Regions from separate parts of the Homo sapiens genome. Here region 1 is linked to region 2. Evidence: read pairs that join two places in POLR2A ChIA-PET (ENCODE). Cell type or tissue: endothelial cell of umbilical vein. All regions are shown on one strand. Each heading gives the region's core, and the rest is flanking DNA. Links, peaks and the distances in the headings are about the cores only. Region 1 overlaps NR1D2 (nuclear receptor subfamily 1 group D member 2). Region 2 overlaps NKIRAS1 (NFKB inhibitor interacting Ras like 1).

Region 1 (5,386 bases), core at 304-5,303, 58 kb after region 2:
CCTTAATGAAGGAAAAATCTGTGGGCATTTTGGTTCTGATTTCATGATATTCTCTATGGTTTTGTAATCATCCCATTCCTAGATTTTGTATGGATTTAGTGAAAATTTAAAGGCTGATTTTACTAATAGAATATACAGGTGTGTTTCATCATCTTTTTGGTGTTTTTTTTTTTTTTTTAATAACTTCTTGGCTTCCTATTTTCCCTCACGCAGTCGTCATTTAGAAGACACACCTGTATCTGCAGTCCTTGTTTCCTGATTGAACAAGTAGAAGTCAGTGATCACAGCATTGTTTTTGAAATAAATGGGCAGTGACTTTTTTTTCTTTTTTTTTTTTTCGAGACGGAGTCTCACTCTGTCACCCAGGCTGGAGTGCAGTGGTATGATCTCGGCTCACTGCAACCTCCGCCTCCCGGTTCAAGTGATTCTTCTGCCTCAGCCTCCTGAGTAGCTGGGACTACAGGCGCAAGCCACCACGTCTGGCTAATTTTTTTAATTGTTGGTAGAGACAGGGTTTCACCATGTTGGCCAGGCTAGTCTCGAACTCCTGACCTTGTGATTCGCCTGCCTCGGTCTCCCAAAGTGCTGAGATTACAGGCGTGAGCCACTGCGCCCGGCCAGGCAGTGAGTGACCTTTTCAACAAAATGAGGCACCTTGCTGTTTTTTCTTCTTGGAAATTACAACATTGTAATTCTACCTATATAGAAATAAAGGAGTTTGGAAATATTAACTAAATGTGAATTTGGGCCTAGGCTTGTGACTTCTGGCTGTGTTGGACAAATCACTAAACCTCTCAGAGTCTCATTTCTCCACCTAAGAAATGGAAATTATAATCTGCCATGAATAATAGATTGAGAATCAAACAATTGAATTTGTTTGCAAAATTATAAAACACCATATACTAGCATAAGGTGGCAGCAGTGTTACAAAATAAACTCTTAAACCTGTGCAACAGGTGTTTGAAATAGCTTGTTATAGATGATATTTTTGCTTAGGCTTTTTTTTAATGATAAGTTAATTGCTATTTATATTAGGTTGCCAAGAGGCTTTCTACAGTATGGTGGGCAGCAAATGGATGAAGTGCTAATATCTCAGTAGATTTTACTTGTGTTTTGGGGGTTAAATTCATGTTGGGGTTTCTGATAATTGAGATGCTGCTTTTGACATTTCTTTACCACCTCTTAGTATTTAAGAGTTTTTCCGTTTTATGTATACTAGGTTTGTCCAATGAGTAAGTCTCCATATGTGGATCCTCATAAATCAGGACATGAAATCTGGGAAGAATTTTCGATGAGCTTCACTCCAGCAGTGAAAGAAGTGGTGGAATTTGCAAAGCGTATTCCTGGGTTCAGAGATCTCTCTCAGCATGACCAGGTCAACCTTTTAAAGGCTGGGACTTTTGAGGTAGGTTTTATTTATCCTGAATATTGATGCAGGCAGGGCATGTAGTATTTTATTTTCATGGATGTTTTAATTCTTTTTTTTTTTTTTTTTTTTTTGAGACAGAATCCTGCTCTGTCACCCAGGCTGGAGTGCAGCAGCGCGATCATAGCTCACTGCAACCTCTGCTTCCTGGGTTCAAGCATTCTCCAGCTTCAGCCTCCTGAGTAGCTGGGACTACAGGTGTGAGCTACCACGCCCGGCTAATTTTTTTTGTTTTTTTTTTTTTGTAGAAACAGGGTTTTGCCTTGTGGCCCAGGCTGGTCTCAAACTCCTGAGCTCAAAGCGATCTGCCCACTTTGGCCTCCTAAAGTGCTGGGATTACAGGTCTGAGCCACTGTGCCCGGCAGATGTTTTCATTCTTTTCTAAGTCAGTATTTATAGTCCAGAGTCTGAAACTATCAACAAAATAATCATCATCTCAGGATTTTGGGAACAGACTTGGGAGACTTGGTAAATCCAGAATTGTTTAGGATTTTATATATATTTTTTACTTATTATTTAGGATTTGAAATATAGGTATTCTGTATCTACAGCATATGAACTCCTGAGTTCTAGTATTGCTTTTAGATGTGGACTTAACAAGTTTCTGCAGTGTTAGACACCTCCTGAAAGCCTAGCCTAGCATTTACTGTATTCGATACAGAATAAGAAGGGCAAATAGAATGTGATTTCGTTTTTCGAGAGACTGTAGAATATTTTGGGGATATATCAGACATTTCTTATGTGCCACCTTAGCTCTTCCTGGTTTCACCTTGCTTCAGGATCCTTGGCTACTTTTCTGTCCCGCTTCTCTTGCAACACTGTATCCTGCTTGGGCTTGGGGTAGTCTCTACTGTATAACTTAACAGATGTGCCTCTCCTGGTCCTTAGTTAGGTGTCTTTCACCTTCTGTCTGCCCCAGGGCATCCCTTTTGCTGCCAAGGTGTGAGATGCCTTGGGACCTAATTAAGGACAACTCTGAGATTGGGGTGGTGAGAGGAAGTTGATGTTTGGTGGGCCAAATCTTTGAACCTTTTATGGATGGAAGAAGTGAGCCAGGGCTATATTTTCACTTCTCCCTGGATTTATTATAACGGAGGGAGTGAGATAACTAAGTAATATAATTGTTAACCGATTTAACTTGGATGTCAATTATAACATGGTGCTTAGAACACTTACTGTGATAGCTTTCTTTGTGGATAGTCTCTTTGGGTGTTGGTTTCTTGAAGCAGTTCAGTTAGACTTCATCTGCTTCCTTTGCCTTGGCTGCATTTGATGTGTTGATGTTTCGAAGTGTTGCTGCATTGGAATTTTGCTCTTTTTACTTAAGGCATAGAGGCCATGTGTTATACTTGGCAGCCTAAAGAGATTCTTTAATGCCTTTGGCCAGGGCCCAGTTTTAAATTTACTGGCACTATTTCTTGCTCTAATTTTATATTGCATTTCAGAATCTTTGTTAATAGAGTGGCAGAGTATCTTTGCCATGAGTGGCTAGAATTTCTTTTGATGTTCTTCTTGGAGTATTTATTGCTTTGGTAGAGAATCTGTCTTAAGAAAGTGGTTTTGGGACCGGGTGCAGTGGCTCATGCTTGTAATCCCAGCACTTTGGGAGGCCGAGGCAGGCCGATCACTTGAGTCCAGGAGTTCGAGACCAGCCTAGGCAACATGGTGAAACCCTGTCTCTACAAAAAATACAAAAATTAGCTGGGTGTGGTGGTATGTATTTGTATTCTCAGCTATTCAGGAGGCTGAGGTGGAAAGGATCACTTGAGCCGGGGAGGTTCAGGTTGCAGTGAGCTGTGATTGCATCTCCGGCCTGGGCAACAGAGCAAGACCCTGTCTCAATAAATAAATAAATAAATAGGCCGGGCGCTGTGGCTCATGCCTGTAATTCTAGCACTTTGGGAAGCCGAGATGGGTGGATCACCTAAGGTCACGAGTTTGAGACCAGCCTGGTCAACATGGTGAAACCCCATCTCTACTAAAAATAAAATCAGCTGGGCGTGGTGGCGTGTGCCTGTAATCCCAGCTAGTTGGGAGGCTGAGGCAGGAGAATCGCTTGAACCCAGGAGGCAGAGGTTGCAGTGAGCTGAGATCGTGCCACTGCACTCCAGCCTGGGTGACAAGAAGAAAACTCCATCTCAAAAAATAAAATCTGGCATGGTGGCTCACACCTGTAATCCCAGCACTTTGGGAGGCTGAAGCGGGTGGATCACCTGAGGTCAGGAGTTTGAGACCAGCCTTGCTAACATGGTGAAACCCTGCTTCTACTAAAAATAGCAAAAATTAGTTGGGCGTGGTGGCGCACACCTGTAATCCCAGCTACTTGGGAGGCCGAGGCAGGAGAAATGCTTGAACCCGGGAGGCGGAGGTTGCAGTGAGCCAAGATCATGCCATTGCACTCCAGCTCGGGCCACAAGAACGAAACTCCATGTCAAAAATAGAATAGAATAGAATATAGAATATAGAATAGAATAGAATAGAGTGGTTTTGAGTAAAAGTATACCCTGTTTTTCTTTTATAACTTTCTTTTATATGTGGGATGATTCATAACTGACTTGATTGAATACTAAGTTATTTTTTTATTATTGCTGTTAGACTTCTCCAAATACATTTCTTTTTCTTTTTCCAGGTTTTAATGGTACGGTTCGCATCATTATTTGATGCAAAGGAACGTACTGTCACCTTTTTAAGTGGAAAGAAATATAGTGTGGATGATTTACACTCAATGGGAGCAGGGGATCTGCTAAACTCTATGTTTGAATTTAGTGAGAAGCTAAATGCCCTCCAACTTAGTGATGAAGAGATGAGTTTGTTTACAGCTGTTGTCCTGGTATCTGCAGGTAAGCAAGCTGGTTCAAAATTGTGCCACACCTAGCATATAGTGACCAACTGGGGAGAAGATGGCAGTTAACAGGGTTCCAGAAAGTTATATAGAGGGAATAAGGCCTTAAGGAAGATGCTAAATTGTATGACCCTGTTATTTTTGTGTAACTAATTTTTTCGTTATAACAATATATGTCAAAGTACTATAGGAATAAAGTAATACTTACATCTAGGCCTTGTGTTTACCACTGTTAGTCTTTAGCTTTTTGTTCATAATTTTTCTATGAGTCTAAATCTTTATTTCATGAATTTGTTAGAACATTATGTATCTCCAGGTAGGTAGTTGTAATATGAATTTCAGTTTCCATTCAAATACAATGTGGGTTACTTGAAAACATTAAAAGTATCAAGAGGTATTAGTGTGGTTTGTTGCAGAGAAATGTGAATTAGTTGTAGGCTTTAGTCCAGTTCTGCCATTGAATTATGTGGGTAACTTGGGTAAGTAACTTTACTCTTTTGGGTCTTGGATTCCTTCCTCATCCTGTCAAAGGAAGGGGTTGTACCATGTGAGCCTAGTGTGGTGTCTGGCATAGAAGAGCTACTCAGTCACTGTTTGAATGAGTGAGCAAGATTTTTGAGTTTCTAATGTTTATTTATATGAGTCATTTATGATGTTTCCCAATGCCCCTGCCATCTTGCATTAATATTACAGTTATTTCTGACAGTACCCATTAAGGCAGAGATTGTTACTCCCAATAACAAATGGAAATTGAGGTACTTTCCTGGGTATGTCTAAGTAAGTGCCAGCTATTTTTAGGCATCATTTTATTGTATAACATTTGGGAATTTTTTAGTATTTGGTTATGACTTTGTTTCCCATTTGCTTCCTACTGTGTAAAGGGCACTGTGCTAGGCATTGTGAGAGTTATAAGTTACGGCCTCTGATTATGTAGCTAAACCATAAATTAGTAGCTCTTGAAAGAGAACAAGTTCTTGGCCAGGCGCCAGGGGTGCACGCCTGTAATCCCAGCACTTTGGGAGGCTGAGGTGGGTGGATCACCTGAGGTCAGGAATTTGAGACCAGCCTGGCCAACATGGTGAAACCCCCTTCTCTACTAAAAATACAAAAATTAGCCG
Region 2 (5,386 bases), core at 141-5,140:
AAAACTAAAGAAATGACAAATACATGTTGGCTTCCATGAAAACAAAACAAAAAAAAGAATCACAGTATACTATACTGCTCTGCTGAGAATACCACTGACCCTTAAACAACACAGATTTGAACTTCACATGTCTTACATGTAGATTTTCTTTCTCCTCTGCCACCTGACACAGCAAGACCAATCCCTCCTCCTTCTCCTCAGTCTACTCCACATAAAAACAATGAGGATGAAGACCTTTACGATGAACCACTTCCAGTTAATAAATAGTAAATATATTTTTTCTTCCTTATGATTTTTTTTTTTTTTTTGAGATGGAGAATCACTTGAACCCAGGAGGTGGAGGCTGCAGTGAGGTGAGATGGCATCACTATACTCCAGTCTGGGAGACACAGATTTTATTTTATAGGCATTATCATCAAAGAGAGTGTCTTATATCCTTTGCAGTGGCTATTTTTCACTTACATTCTTCTTTTCAAATTTAAATAATGGTAACCTCTTATACATTTTAAAATAACCTTTATTTTTTAAAGCAGGTTTTTGTTTTGTTTTGTTTTGTTTTGATACAGTCTCGCTCTGTTGCCCAGGCTGGAGTGCAGTGGCGTGATCTTGGCTCACGATAAACTCTGCCTCCCGGGTTCAAGAGATTCTCATGACTCAGCCTCCTAGATAGCTGAGATTACAGGCACGTGCCACCATGCCCAGCTAATTTTTATATTTTTAGTAGAGATGGGGTTTCGCCATGTTGGCCATGCTGGTCTTGAACTCCTGACTTCAAGTGATCCGCCTGCCTCGGCCTCCCAAAGTGCTGGGATTACAGGCGTGAGCCACCACACCCGGCTTCTTCCTTATGATTTTAATAACATTTTCTTATCTCTAGCTTACTTTATTGTAAGAGTACAGTATATAATACACACAACATATAAGACATGGCAATTAACTGTTTATGTTATCAGGTTTAAGGCTTCTGGTCAACAGTAAGCTATGAGTAGTTAAGTTTCTGGGGGGACAAAAATTTGGTTGTCAACTGATGGGGGGGCGGTGTTGGCACCCCTAACCCGTGCACTGTTGAAGGGTCAATTGTACTGTATTTATATATGCCAGCAGCTCTCCAACTGTGGTCTGCAGATCTCATGAGGTCTCCTTTCAGGGGACCCACATGGGCAAAACTATATTCATACTACTACCAAAGCCATTTGCATTTTCCACTGTGTTGATATTTGTACTGATGTTGCAAAAGCAGTGGTGGGTAAAACTGCCGGTACCTTAGTGCAAATCGAGTCAGTGGCACTAAACGTATAGTTGCCATTAGATCCTCTCTTCACCATCCTGTGCTTGCAGTTAAAAAATTAAAAAGCCAGTTTTACTTAAGAATGTCCTTAATGAAGCAATAAAAATGACTAATTTTATTAAATCTCAAGCCTTGAGTATATATCTTTTCAATATTCTATGGAATTAAATGGAAACTATACATAAAGCATTTCTGCATGCAATTATGGTAACTGTCTTGAGGAAAATCTCTTGTGTGTTTTAAATTGCAAGCTGAACTAGCCATCATTTTTAAAAAGAAGAAATGACAGAAAAACTATGTATTTACAATATTTGACAAACATTTTCTCAAAAAGTAATAAAGGAAGCCTATCATTTCAAGGAAAGTAACTATGGTAACAGTATTTGTTGTCAATAAAATTTGAGCTTTCAGGCAAAAATCAGAATTGTATCCATCATCATGAACTTGACAGATTCCCAATACTGATGAAATTGGTATTTCATCAGATATTAACAAAAGTGATATGGAAGACTTCCTTAGCGAACCAAAATTTCCAAAATGACCAATTCACGATGCTAAAAAACTCTGCTTGGGTAAAAAGATCCATTTAAAATGCAGGATCAATCAATGAGATTTTAATTTAGCAGAGTAAAAAAGTTCACGAATATGATTTCAGATTCTACACTGCAATAACCTTTAAGTAACCATCACTTGTTAAGTTTTAGTGAAATACCAAAGAAAAATACCCATAATTACCTGAAAAGGCTATTAAAGTATTCCTCCTACCTTTTCCAACTACATATCTGTGTGCGGCTGGATTTTCTTCATATATTTCAACTGAAACACCTCATCACAGCAGATTACAAAGGCAAGTGTTAATAGATATGATAATTGCCTTCTATTAAGCTGGACATCAGAAAAGATTTTCTAAAAAGTAAATCAATGCCACCTTTCTATTTTGAAAATATAATTTTTTTCATAAAGTTATTTTAGGATATAATGAGTTTATTAGTGTCATTTAGAAAAAATAAGTAGTTTACAAATGTCTCCATTTTCCTTTTCTTTTTTTCTTTTTTCAGACAGGGTCTCCTAAGTTGGAACATACTGGTGTGATCATGGCTCACTGCAGCCTCAACCTCCCATGTGATTCTCCCACCCCAGCATCTCAAGTAACTGGAACCACAGGCACATGCCACCATGCCCACCTGGATAATTTCTTTCTTTCTTTTTTTTTTTTTTCTTTTTTTCATTTTGTTTTGTTTTTAGTGGAGATGAGGTCTCAGGCTAGTCTCAAACTCCTGAGCCCAGCTGATCTTCCCACCTTGGCCTCCCAAAGTGCTGAGATTACCAAGCTGTGAGCCATCACGCCTGGCCACGGTTTTAATTTCTAATACAGTAAATGTTGGAAGATACAGCCCACATAAACAGAAGTTGTTTGGGGTCCTCAGTAAGTTTTCACAGGGCAAAAGGATTCTGAAACCAAAAAATTTGAGAACTACTGACATAGGTATTATAATAAACACTAAATATGAATTTAACCACAATTGTTAAACATTATTTTAGAAAGCTAGAAGAGAAGCAGAGCACATAGAAATGGTTAATGAAAAACAGAAATGTGGGCCAGGCGCAGTGGCTCACGCCTGTAATCCCAGCACTTTGGGAGGCCGAGGCGGGGGGATCACTTGAGGTCAGGAGTTCGAGACCAGCCTGGCCAACGTGGTGAAACCCCGTCTCTACTAAAATAAAAATACAAAAATTAGCCAGACGTGGTAGCACGCACCCATAGTCCCAGTTACTCAGGAGGCTGAGAAAGGAGAATTGGCTGAACCTGGGAGGCGGAAGTTGCAGTGAGCCGAGATTGCACCACTGCACTCAAGCCTGGGAGACAGGGTGAGACTCCATCTCAGAAAAACAGAAATGTGCTTTAAGTTACTTGCCAGAAAAAAATGCTTTGATGATCTCTGTTTACTTATCTAACACAAACGTCATTTCATTCTAACCTGTGATATCTATCTTCCTTACTAAGCCATGACCTCCAGAGATGCTATCTTCACCTCTGTAACCCAAGGCCTGATTACACGTATCATATACCAATTAATAAATAATTATTTGACTCAGCGAATGAATAAATGAATGAGGTAGCCCAATTCACAAAATTAAGTCATACTCACCAAACAACTGTTTCTTCCATTTTTAAAAATCTACATACAGCAGCTCTGCAAAGTTGTTTTTGTTTTTTTTTGTTTTTTTTTTTTTGAGATGGAGTCTCGCTCTGTCGCCAGGCTGGAGTGCAGTGGTGCAATCTCAGCTCGCTGCAACCTCTGCCTGTCACATTCAAGCGATTCTCCTACCTCAACCTCCTGAGTAGCTGCGACTACAGGCGTGCACCGCCACACCCAGCTAATTTTTGTATTTTTAGTAGAGACGGGGTTTCACCATGTTGTCCAGGATGGTCTTGATCTCTTGACCTCATGATCTGCCTGCCTCGGCCTCCCAAAGCGTTTGGATTACTGGTGTGAGCCACTGCGCTCGGCCTTTTTTTTTTTTTTTTTTTGAGACAGAGTCTCGCTCTGTAGCCCAGGCTGGAGTGTAGTAACACCATCTTGGCTCACTGCAACCTCAGCCTCCCAGGTTCAAGAGATTCTCCTGCCTCACCCCCTCAAGTAGCAGGATTACAGCCACCTGCTACTATGCCTGGCTAATGTTGTATTTTTAGTAGAGACAGGTTTCACCATGTTGGCCAGGCTGGTCTTGAACTCCTGACATCAGGTGATCCGCCTGCCTCGGCCTCCCAAAGTGCTGGAATTACAGGCCTGAGCCACCATGCCCACTGGAAAGTTATGTTTTCTTAAATCAGTGATTCTATGATTTGTAATGTAATGAATTTACACCATTCATTATGTAAATACACGGAAAACCACATATATACAAAGGAATATATATCCATATTGATCTATCTATATTGGCCATTTCTTTCCTTACCTGTGATAACTTACAGCAGGCACTCTTGAATTTCAATAACACTAAGACTTTTTTCCCTCCTCTTTTCTTACCTCTTAATCTCTTTTGGTCCCTCTGGATTATACCTCCCCTTTATGTACCATCAACCACCTTTAGTTTAGCATGACCAACAAAAGACCCCTGATAGCTCCCAGAACCTAGAGACAAACTAGAGAAAAACAATCTTACCAATAGTATGATTTCCATAAAGGAGCTGCTCCAAAATTGCAGTTTTCCCCACAGATAACAATCCACAAACCACAACCTTGCAGCCCTTTCCCATCTTCTCTCAGGATATCACTGTGGAGAGAATAACAGGTCTTTTAAATTGTATACTGTTGAAATTAACCATTTCTTTTTCTTTCAGTATTTCAATTTAATATGTAACACATGCACAGGGGAAATTTTCAAATACAGAAAAGGAGATATAGAATAAGGTATAGCCTTCCAAACCCCATTCCCCAGTCTCCCATTTCCTCCCTTAGAGCAATAAGCATTATCAGTTTCTTATATATCTCACGGAGACAATGTAGATAAATATAAGAATACAGGCCAGGCACAGTGGCTCATGCCTGCAATCCTACCACTTTGGGAGTCCAAGGCGGGTGGATCACCTGAGGTCAAGAGTTCGGCACCAGCCTGGCCAACATGGTGAAACCCCATCTCTACTAAAAATACAAAAATTAGCCAGGCGTGGTGGCACTCACCTGTAATCCCAGCTACTGGGGAGGCTGAGGCAGGAGAATCACTTGAACCCAGGGGGCGGAGGTTGCACTGAGCTGAGATTGCACCACTTCACTCCAGCCTGGGTGAAAGAGCTAGACTCTGTCTGAAAACAAACAAACAAAAAAACACATGGATAGGTATGAATACATCTTTGTTTTCAAAAAGAATAAATACATTTTATATGAAGAATATTTCAATACTGATTAAGTCTATAGCAATCCAACAGACTCTTAAATCCTTGAAAGAGACTGCCTACTCATCAATATTTACCTGGAAAAATAAACATTTAAGTAAAAATTTAAGGAGGCATGAGGATAAAGTTTTTAGAAAATGGACATGATTTTTCAAAGAAACATGAAAGTTTATGTCAGTCTTTTCTCGAGAAGGGAAGAA

What was found. Peaks named below come from ENCODE experiments on the same cell type or tissue, not always from the same donor. Only the 100,000 strongest peaks of a DNase experiment are listed, where the experiment ranks them.
Region 1: POLR2A ChIA-PET joins it to region 2 with 10 read pairs; 31 of 35 experiments call an interaction of 5 or more read pairs at or near these places.

The regions. Positions count from the first base shown.
Region 1 is chr3:23,963,758-23,969,143 of GRCh38, forward strand. NR1D2 (nuclear receptor subfamily 1 group D member 2) reads left to right here. Exons shown (of 8, transcript NM_005126.5): 6 at 1,220-1,405; 7 at 4,056-4,266. Among named protein-coding and RNA genes, the nearest start is that of NR1D2, 21 kb to the left of the region's middle. RefSeq lists a silencer at 5,087-5,287. In endothelial cell of umbilical vein, for the core only: no CTCF peak of the experiment used is centred there; a DNase peak (open chromatin) is centred at 2,744.
Region 2 is chr3:23,906,355-23,911,740 of GRCh38, forward strand. It overlaps NKIRAS1 (NFKB inhibitor interacting Ras like 1), which reads right to left. Exons shown (of 5, transcript NM_020345.4): 2 at 4,975-5,096; 3 at 4,457-4,567. The coding sequence starts at 4,550. Among named protein-coding and RNA genes, the nearest start is that of NKIRAS1, 7.9 kb to the right of the region's middle. In endothelial cell of umbilical vein, for the core only: no CTCF peak of the experiment used is centred there; no DNase peak of the experiment used is centred there.